2 separate regions of the Homo sapiens genome follow, and region 2 is linked to region 1. The links are chromatin loops, found by intact Hi-C in ENCODE. Cell type or tissue: IMR-90. All regions are shown on one strand. Links, peaks and the distances in the headings refer to the core of each region. The heading gives the core; the rest is flanking DNA. Region 1 overlaps GAS7 (growth arrest specific 7). Region 2 holds the start of LOC107985004 (a long non-coding RNA gene).

Region 1 (5,377 bases), core at 196-5,195:
AGCCACCGTGCCCAGCCCATTGATTATTAACTTGATTTAGCCATTCCACAATATATACATATTTCAAAACAGCATATTATAAACCATAAATAGTAAAAAATTCTAAAAATTTAAAAGCTGCAGAAGCTCAGAAAAAAAGTAGTTAACAGATGGGGAAATCAGAAGGCTCTAGTTGCTAACCACTTATCCTGTAGACGTGTGTGGGGGCCTCCTGAGCTAAGGTGACCTGCCTAAGCTGAGACCTGATAGGCAGCCACGTGTCAGGGGGTGTCTCTCACCTTCCTGCCAGGTCGCTACCCCAGACTCATCCTCACTTGCCTGGGGAAGTGGGGGTGCCCCTCCCATCCCTCCTCCCTGCACTGGCTTACAGCTGATGCCCTGGGTCCTGAGTGTGCGTCTCTACTCTCCCAACAGCTTCACAGCGAGGTGGAGAAGCCCCTGATGAACTTCCGTGAGAACTTCAAGAAAGACATGAAGAAGTGCGACCACCACATTGCCGACCTTCGCAAGCAGCTCGCCAGCCGCTATGCCTCGGTGGAGAAGGTGAGAGGCCCAGGACGCTGGGCCAGGGCAGGTGCATGGGGGACTGCCTGGAAGAAGGGGGACTGGGAAGCCAGCAGTGGCTCCATACGCCAAGGCTGAGTCTTTGTCCCCAGGTAGGGGAATAGGGGGATGTCCAAGCCTCGTGCCTACGCCAGAGCACCCCACCCATCCAAGGGCAGATAGGAGCTGCCTCCCTGTGGTGCTGGAATGACCACCCAGAGGGCCAGGGGTGCGAGGAGAGGCTGCAGCTGCAGTGGGCAGTCGAGTGGCTGTTGGCGACCAGTTAAACCCCGAGCCTAGCAGTGCTGCTGCTGGTTCACGTGGGGCCCCGTGTTTAAGCCTCACCTGGCTGAGTCGTCCTGACTCAGTCACCGCCTCCCTGCTCTCCTTCCTGCTCAGGGATGAGGCTGAGTCCTGGGTGGTCTCACCTCCAGGGAACTGATGTTCAGCCTTAGAGGGAAGAGAGTGTGCCCCAGGGACTGATTCCCAGTCCCCAGTGCCTTAGAGAGGAGAAGGGGGCTCAAACTGCTGGGACACCCTGGGCCCAGCCAACTGCCGCCACCCAAGGACCACAGAGATGCCAGTGGTGGCCTGGAGGAAAGGCAGTACAGTGAGGGGAACAAGAGGGCCGAGGCTTGTCCAGCTCCAGAACGGGAGGGCTGTTGCTACATCCTATTAAGTGCTGCAGGGAGGTGACACAGATGGCCTTTGTGGTCCCTTCCAAGCAGAGGGGCTGTGACTTTAGGACTGCCTAGGTCCCCAGTCTTTGTACAGGCTCCATCGGGAAAAAAACGTGGTTTGAGAGATTGAGGTAGGCTGAGTCCAGATGTCACTGGAAGAGGCAAGGACGAAAAGAGTTGGGTTGTAGCCTCTACCTAGCTGGGTGGTGCCACTCTGGCTGCTGGGCCTCTCTGGACCACTGTGGCATCATCCACACAAACAAGGGGCGAAAGGACTCCAAAGGGAAGCTGGGCTGCGTGGCCCAGGAGGCCCACTGGCTCCGAGCTGTATGAGCAGCTTCTCCGTGTCCTTGGACCCCAGGCCCGGAAAGCCCTCACAGAGCGGCAGAGAGACCTGGAGATGAAGACCCAGCAGCTGGAGATCAAGCTGAGCAACAAGACAGAGGAGGACATCAAGAAGGCGCGGAGAAAGTCCACACAGGCTGGTAAGTGCTGGGCACCCGCCTGGCCTGGTCAGTGCACACAGAAGGAGAGGGCACGGGGCTAGGAGATGAGGTGACTGGCGAGGGTGCATCTCTCCTTTGCAAGACTGCAGCGAGGAAATTACTTCCCTTGTTTGCCAGGAGGTACCCCCTCTTCCCTTCTCTCTGACCCACACCCAGAGATCTCAAAGAAAGAGACTTTGGGGGTCAGAGGAAGGACACAGGCCGGGCTAGTTCTGGGGCATGGTAGAGGCTGGACTCCTTACTCTCTCCCTGGTCGTGGCTTTTTTTGTTTTCCGCCCAAGCCCCAGATCTCTGACCAGGAGGTGGACAAACTCCTTCATGCACTGAGAGCTCAGGGCCCTGTCCCTGTTCAGAGCCCACAGAAGCACACAGCTCACCCAAGCTGCCCACTTCCCCAGGAAGCAATGCTCTCTCTGAAGGTTCACCTATGGGGATGGGCTCCTGCCCTGGGAACAGAGGCTGACACTTTGTTTAAAGAAATAACCAGATTTCAGTCTCTTGGGAATAGTCTCCCAATGAGTTGGTTTCTGCTTCCACCTAGTGGTCAAAGTTAGCTAATACACAAAGAGGAAGAGAAGGCCTGGTAGAACCAGTGAAAACCTCGGTAACTAGATCTAAGGGAAGCCACGTTTCACTGCACGAGAGGACACGCATGTTGCCTCTGGAATTAGAATGTGTGCCGTAGTATTAGAGTTTGGTCTGTAGGTCCCTTTCACCTCAATTTCTGGTGAACCTGTTACAATTCCTTCATTATAGAAGAAAGCAGCCACCTTACATTTCAAAATAAGGTAAGATAGAAATAAGTCAATAAAAAATAATGTAATAGAAGGATAACGTTTATTATACAAATCTTATAATGCACAATAATAAATTACAGGATCAAGAAGTAGAGGGCACAGTATATTTATTGGTAGAGAGAAGGGGGGGCACAGAAGGGGAAGAGATCTGTTTAAATTATTAAGTTATTAAAAAAATAACTTATAGGCCAGGTGCAGTGGCTAACACCTGTAATCCGGCAGTCTGAGAGGCTGAGGCAGGAGGATCAGTTGAGCCCAGGAGTTCGAGACCAGCCTGGGCAACATAGTACCTCATCTCTACAAAAAAATTTGAAAAAATTAGCTAGGCATGGTGGTGCATGCCTGTAGAATCAGCTACTCAGGAGGCTAAGGTGGAGGATGGCTTGAACCCAGGAGGTTAAGGCTGCGGTGAACTATGATCACACCATTGCATTCCAGCCTGGGTGACAGAGAGAGACTCTACCTCAAAAAACAATTATATTGCAAAAACAGTATTGGTACATGGCAAAATATTTTAATCAGCAGACAAGAATATAAAATGCTATTCACAGAAATAATCACCATCTCTTCCTAGTGTTTTGATTTTTAAATATTTAAATTTATATACATTTGATCATACAATCTATCTTCTGAACTTATTTAATATATCTTGGAAATACCTCTTTTTCATTTCTGTAAATCTTTTTGCCCATCCATTCATGCATATCAAACTTTTTAATGGCTGGCCAGTGTCCAGTTGTATGATTGTACCCAAATTTGTTTCATCATTCCCTTAACTGAGGTTTAGGACTCTTAGATTGTTTCAGAGTGCTTGCCAGCCAGTGAAGCTGTGTTATTGTACCTGCATCTTTGTGTGTGCCTAAGACCAGATCTGCATATAGAGAGAATATAGTTGCTGAGTCAAAGGGTATTATTCGTCTTGATGGATATTTCCAAATTGCTTTCCAGAGAGAGCACCTATCAACAGCATCTATGAATAATGCCTGTTCTCTAAATGCTTATCAACATTGTGTGTTATCAAGATTTGAAATTGGTAGTGAGTGGGGAAAAATGATATTTTGTTTTTAATTTGCTTTTCTCCATAACCCAGGTTGAGTATGTAAAATATACATATAAATCATTGTTGTACTTTCTGTGAACTGATTAACTCATATCCTTTCCCCACTGACCATAGATTCTTTATCTATCAGGGAGATGAATCGTTTTTCATTTTAATTGCAGATATTTTTCCTAGATTGTCATTTGTCTTTTAGTTTTGTTCTTTGTAATTTTTTTTTTTTGCTTGTTTGTCTATTTTTTCTTGCTGTTTTTCTGTACAGTGATATTTCCCATAAGAAGCCTAGATTTCGGAGCTGATTTAGATCTTTTTTTTTAATCACCTAGAGGGTTTTTTCTTACTTTTTTTTTTTGTTTCAGGTGTTTATTTTTGTTTTTGTTTTTAAAATAGTGAAGGCCGGCCGTGGTGGCTCACGCCTGTAATCCCAGCACTTTGGGAGGCCCAGGCGGGCAGATCACGAGGTCAGGAGTTCAAGACCAGCCTGGCCAACATAGTGAAACCTCGTCTCTACTAAAAATACAAAACTTAGCTGGGTGTGGTGGTGTGTGCCTGTAATCCAAGCTACTTGGGAGGCCAAAGCAGGAGAATCGCTTGAACCCAGAAGGCAGAGGTTGCAGTGAGCTGAGATCGCAGCACTGCACTCCAGCCTGGGCAAGAGAGTGAGACTCTGTCTCAAAAAACAAAACAAACAAACAAACAAAAAAAGACAGTGAAATATGTAACCCACCAGACATTTATTTTTCCTTACACTGGTGGTCTAACCATATTCCACAGGTTCTTATTTGTGGTGGTTTTATTTCTGCTATTTTCATTATGTTTTGCTATTTGGGTTTTCATTTGATCTTCGAACCAAGAATTGTTTCAAAGAAAATCTTTATATGTTTACAAGCAAGGGCTTTGTTGTTGTTTTCTAATCTTGCTATTTTTTTTTACATAGTTTTATTGCATTGTCATCAGATAATACGGTCTCTCATTCCTGTAGTTTGGAATTATTTTGTGACGAAAGTGACAGTCCTTAGACCTAACTCTGAAAAATACCGCCTCTTCTGAGCACTCGCTGTGGCCAGCCTCCATGCTTTAGAGCATTGTCTCTTTTGATCAGCACAGTCCCCCTGCAGGGAGGTATTTTTATACCCTTTACAAATGAGAAGACTGATGGCAGAGAAAATGAGAACCTTCCATGAGGTCCACAGTGGTGGAGCGGCGAAGCCACAATTCAGTCTCCTCTCATTCCAGAGACTCTGCTTGTCGCCATTTTGCTGGACAGCCTGTTGCTCAGGAAATGCCACCTGTTCTTTCCTTCTGTTCCTTTCCTCCCTCTTCCTCATCTTTTCCAAGGCTACTAGAAGGAAAGACATCAGATCCTCAGGGATCATCATCATCATCATCATCATCATCATCATCTTCATCACCACCATAGCCCATATTAATATTTGGCTCTCTACGCCCATCTCTATTCTAAGTGCTTTACATATTTTGACATATTTATTCCTCATAACAACTTGGTAAAGGTACAATCGTTATCTCCATTTTACAGATGAAGACACGGAGGCAAGCGCAGGATAACCGACTTGTCTACGATTACATAGCTAATAAGTAGTTGAGCTGGGATGACAACAAAGGCTTTTTTTTTTTTTTTTTTGAGATGGAGTCTTGCTCTGTCGCCCAGGCTGGAGTGCAGTGGTGCGATCTCTGCTCACTGCAAGCTCCGCCTCCCTGGTTCATGCCATTCTCCTGCCTCAGCCTCCCGAGTAGCTGGGACTACAGGCGCCTGCCACCACGCCTGGCTAATTT
Region 2 (5,377 bases), core at 67-5,066, 370 kb before region 1:
GCGATGCACAAAAATGTTTCCTCAACTATGCAGCATTGCCCAAATTGAAGATGGCATTGTTGCTTCTGTTTTACTAACAATAATGAAAATAATAATGCTGTTGTTGTTGTTGTTGTTATTCAGGAGTAAAACCGAGCCTCCAAACCTGAACTTTCAGCTCTAGGGAGTTGGAGAGCAGTACCTACCCTGGCCTAACGCCCCCTTCAAAACAGAGCTTTGCTGCCACCTCCTGGCTGTGGAAAGGCATGCTTTTCATTACACAAATGACCTAGAGATGATGAAACTCATAAAATCTTGGATTCGCTCTTCAGAGTCAGAGGTGTCACTGGGAATCATGTTCATCTGGAACAGCCCACTGATTTTGCAAATGACAAAAATCCAGACTAGTGACATGATCTGGTAACCCCTCAAGATATAGCATCAGAATCAGATATCCCAGGTCTTTTGGCTCCCAGACCAGGGCTTCCTCAACTGAGTATCCACAGAAAAGGACCTTGCAGAATCTTGAGATAGGGGGCTAAGACTCACTGGACAGACAAAGAGTGGTCCCTAGTGATGGCCTTGGCAGTAAAGAGTACGACATGGCCAAGGGTCTCTCCCCAAACCTCATGCTCCTCATGCCAGGCTGGAAGAGAAGTGTTGGTCCCAGGGGAGAAGCAGTATATCTACACAAATAGCCTCCTGCCCTTCGCAGGAACAGGTGACCAGACCCTAAATGTTTCTGGGATGAAGGTGGCCCATAGCAATTCCAAAAGCAAGGTTCCCTGGCCCTTTTTCTAGCCCAACACAAAGGACAGGATGTGCACTCCATGGCAGGATACTCAAGGTGCCATTTGACCCGTGAGACCCTTTCCACCTTTCTCCAACGTGCTCAATGCCCCAAGAGGTTGACATCAATGGGATCCCTTGCCCTGGCCTTTGGGTGGGCCTAGCCAATGGGGAGCTGGGCTAGAAGAGCAGAGGGAAGGAGGAGATTGAGAGCAGTATTTATTCCGCATGTCTCTCCCTGTAGTCCAAAATCCCATTCCATGTCAGGTATCCCAGTCCCCCAACCCTTCTGTCTCCAGGTTCTGGTAACCGAGTCCCTCTTACCCCCAGCTTGTACCTCCTTGCAGGCCTAGGGAAGATAATGGAGCCCTGTTAATAGACCTGGAATTCTACTGTATCTCTGTGGTTTTTCTATACCTGCCCACACCTTTGTAGAGAGTCTGTTCCTCAAACACTCCTCATATTATGCTAATTTGGATGTTGACATGGTTTGGATTTGTGTCCCCGCCCAAATCTCATGTCAAATTGTAATCCCCAATGTTGGAGGAGGGACCTGATGGGAGGTGATTGGATTATGGGGGTGGATTTTCCCCCCTTGCTGTTCTTGTGATAGTGAGTTCTCATGAGATCTGGTTGTTTAAAAATGGGTAGCACCTCCCACTTCTCTCTTTTCCTCCTGCTTCAGCCATGTAAGACATTGCCTGCTTCCCCTTGCCTTCTGCCATGATTGTAAGTTTCCTGAGGCTTCCCCAGAACCTGTACAGCCTGCAGAAACATGAACCAACTAAACCTCTTTATAAATTACCTTGTCTCAGGTAGCTCTTTGTAACAGTGGGGGAACAGACTAATACAGATGTGCTATCTGTTTTCTGCAGGTTCAAATTGCCTGATACAGGACTCCTGCCCTACACATCTATTTTACTGCTTTATGGCCCCTTCTACAGAGCAGGACCAGCTGACCATGCAAAGTAAGAGTGCTATCTCACAGCTATTTGTGAATATCTTCAGGTCATAAATTCCATTCAGTAGACAGTAATGTATTCAGTTTCACTGCACACTTCAACTTGGTACTGACCTTTACCAAAATCAAGCTTTCAAGATTACTTTCAGGTCTGTTTTTTAATTCAAGCCAGAGCTTACACTCCTAACTCTTGAAGAAGCAATCATTTCTACCAGGGCACTAGATGAGATCAGTGGTGGCCTAGAACTAGCTCATTCCAGCTCGGAAGAGCCAATTATAAAATTTTCAGGAATTTTGTGAGCCAGTTGTTAAACAGAGATGCTATCAAAATTAAATTATGTAACTTACAATTAAATAAATTATATTAATAAGAAAGGTACTAAATAGTCAAAACTTACAACTTCTTAATTATTTACTACAATGTATCTATAATCTCTTGCAGTTACCTACAACTATTAAATCTGTGTGGTGAAAATACTATCTAATCATGTGCTCTTTGTACCTCTTTCCATCTCTGCATTCAGTGTTGTTATGTTGTTAGCTTGGGATTAGCCATGGCTGGAATATTTGCACCACAGAAATTGGCAAACACTACAGAACAGGTTTTTTTCCTTTCTTTGTTAAACATTTACCAGCACATTACTGAGTGGACCCAGTGAAATCCTAGTAAAAACACAACTGCAGCTCTGTATATAAAAAACTTGGAGGCCGGGCGCAGTGGCTCACACCTGTAATCCCAGCACTTTGGGAGGCCGAGGCAGGTGGATCACCTGAGGTCAGGAGTTCGAGACCAGCCTGGCCAACATGGTGAAACCACATCTCTACTAAAAATACAAAAGTTAGCCGGGTGTGGAGGCACACGCCTGTAGTCCCAGCTACTCAGGAGCCTAAGGCAGGAGAATCACTTGAACCTGGGAGGCGGAGATTGCAGTGAGTAGAGATTGCGCCATTGCACTCCAGCCTGGATGACAGAGTAAGACTCTGTTTCTAAATAAATAAATAAATAAAATTTTAAAAGATATTGGAATATGTAGGGCCACCCACTCTTCCTAACCACCACAAGTCCAACTAGGTAAGCTTATACAAGGTAGCAAATTGAGAAATCTTCTCAGGACTAGGGATTTACATACTGCACAGTGCAGGGAAGGGAGGGAAGGCAGAAAGACAAGCACAAACTCTGCTGACCAAGTCTCAACTTCACTGCTATACTCTATGATAAGAATTCCTTCAGCTGTAACAGAAAGTCAGCTACAAGTCTTTCCGGGGGAAAAAAAAGGAAAATGTATTGGTTCACCTAAATGAAAATTCCAAGGGTAGTCAATTTTCAGGCTGACTGGATCCATGGATTCATGGTGAGATCTGGGTTTTAAAATGATTTCTTAATTCTTTCTCTCTTTCCTTCTCTCAGTTCTGCTTTCCTCTAAATTAACTTTATTCCCAAGAAGGTGACCCCTTTAGGATGACAAAATGGCCAGGCCTCTAACCTATATCTTAAAATCTTAGGAGCCTAAAGATAGTTCCAGCAAAACCCTAGGGCTGATTCTCATTGGCTCTAATTGCCTAGCATGGTCATGTGCACCTGGTCAGAAGTTGGTAGGAGGATGTGGTACTTTCATGAATCATATCTGATTCATGAGCCCACCTCTGAAGCTTTGGGTGGAACCAGCCCCACCCAGACTGCATGAACTGAGAGTCAACAGGGGTGTTTCTTATCCCTCCCACTACTAGGTCAAGTTCCTATTCCCAGAAGAAACAGTGTGGAAAGAGACAAGGAATTCCATGATGAGGGCTCACTAGACTGCACTGAGTCTATTTCTCACTTTTAAATTTCAGCTGGTCATGCCTTCCCATTGGATTACTGTGTAGACAAAACCACACGATGGCTGCAAACGCCCTCCACCCCCGCCCAAAATAAGCTATCTAAGAATGCCAGTAGGCACTTCCCCCTTTTCTGTACTTATCCTCACTTGTCTTTTTCCCACGAAAGAGACAGCGCTGCTAAGATTCTAAGATGCAGGCCATATCTCTTTCTTCCCTTGCTGTTGAACCAGCTGGCACTCAGACCCAGCAGACACCTCTCGTCCTTCAACTCCTGCTAAGAGTCCAACTTCTCTTAATGAATATCATTCCCCACCCCCACCCCCATGACCCAAATTCCATGAGAGGCCTCTCACTGCTGACAGGAGGAGAAGGAGACCATTGCTCAGAGCCACTGCCCCCAGCCAGGAGTTTCTCGTCCCATGACTCAGGAAGCAGAGATCCGAGTGGCGCCAGACAAAACATCTGGACTTTAAAAATCTGGACATGGCTGGGATCCGGACCCAGGGCCGCCCACAGCAGGTTGGCGGCTCCTGCTGAAGCTAGCAGACAACTCATACTTTCAACCAGGAGCTGACAGAGGACCTATGATGTGCCAGGAGCTGTGTATTAAGTCTGTTTGCATGCTGCTGATAAAGACATACCCGAGAGTGGGCAATTTACAAAAGAAAGGGGCTTAATTGGACTTACAGTTCCACGTGGCTGAGGAAGCCTCACAATCATGGTGGAAGGCAAGGAGGAGCAAGTCCCATCTTACATGGACGGCAGCAGGCGAAGAGAGAAAGAAGACGCAAAAGCGGAAACCCCTGATAAAAGCGTCAGATCTCGTGAGACTTATTCACCACCACGAGAACAGTATGGGGGAAACCTGCCCCCGTGATCCAATTCTCTCCCACCGGGTCCCTCCCACAACACGTGGGAATTATGGGAGTACAATTCAAGATGAAATTTGGGTGAGGACACAGAGCCAAACTATATCAAGCTGTTCCAATCACAGAGAGCACCATAGTGAAATAAATAACAAGAATTTGAAGTGCCTTCCTCTGAAAGATATCCCAAATTCATCTCGTCCATCAACTGCCCCCCTCGACTGGTTCGATTCTGATCTGCCTCACTTGCTCTCTCCCTTCCCTAGGAAATGCTTCCTTTCTGAGCCCTTTGCTGATTGTAATCATTCTCTTCTCAGATTATCTTGGCATTGTCATTATCATCTTAATATCTTCTAGTAGACAAGGCAATCCTTACATGGCTACCAGAAAGGATAAAGGTTAACAACAACTTTGTTATAATAAAAAAAAACTGCAAATAACCTAAAATGCTTAGAAACAGATGACTGCCTGAATATACTAGTAATAATTATAATTAGAGCAGCTAAAGTTAATTGGGTGCTTATAAGGGGCTAGGTGCTATTTTAGGAGTTTTTGCATGCCTCAGCTTATTTAATTCTCACAAAAACTCTATGCTGTGGGTTCTTATTTTATCCTCATTTTACAGGTTGTGCTCAGAGATGTTAAGAATTTGCCCAGCGTCGCGCAGCTAGTAAGTGATGGGGCCTGAGTTTACAACCACCATGCTACTCTAGGATTACTTGGAGGGTTATGTACATGTTAAAGGGCAAAAGCACATCCAACGTTTGGCTGCCTTGAGATGTATATATTAACGCATGCTAAAAGAAGTTAAATGAAAGAAGTCTACATTAATATACTCACACTAATCATAACCATGTGAAATGTATGGACATGTCAGAAAAGCCAACATTCAGGGGAACAAAATGGAAGTTCTAATCTACTTAAGTCTTCATTTCTCTGTAAAGCTGTGTATAATTTTTTT

The links. A loop is a pair of places that touch in the nucleus more often than their neighbours do. Peaks named below come from ENCODE experiments on the same cell type or tissue, not always from the same donor. Only the 100,000 strongest peaks of a DNase experiment are listed, where the experiment ranks them.
Region 2: it touches region 1 in a loop (32-fold over the local background); 5 of 110 quality-filtered maps call a loop at or near these places.

Annotation. Positions count from the first base shown.
Region 1 is chr17:9,921,807-9,927,183 of GRCh38, reverse strand. GAS7 (growth arrest specific 7) reads left to right here. Exons shown (of 14, transcript NM_201433.2): 10 at 415-543; 11 at 1,585-1,708. Among named protein-coding and RNA genes, the nearest start is that of RCVRN, 19 kb to the right of the region's middle. RefSeq lists an enhancer at 1,201-2,127. In IMR-90, for the core only: a CTCF peak has its summit at 2,269 (motif pointing left); a DNase peak (open chromatin) is centred at 2,273.
Region 2 is chr17:10,290,774-10,296,150 of GRCh38, reverse strand. It overlaps LOC107985004 (a long non-coding RNA gene), which reads right to left and starts at 4,332. Exons shown (of 5, transcript XR_007065617.1): 1 at 4,238-4,332. RefSeq lists enhancers at 2,205-2,499, 2,834-4,033, 4,285-4,579. In IMR-90, for the core only: a CTCF peak has its summit at 241 (motif pointing left); no DNase peak of the experiment used is centred there.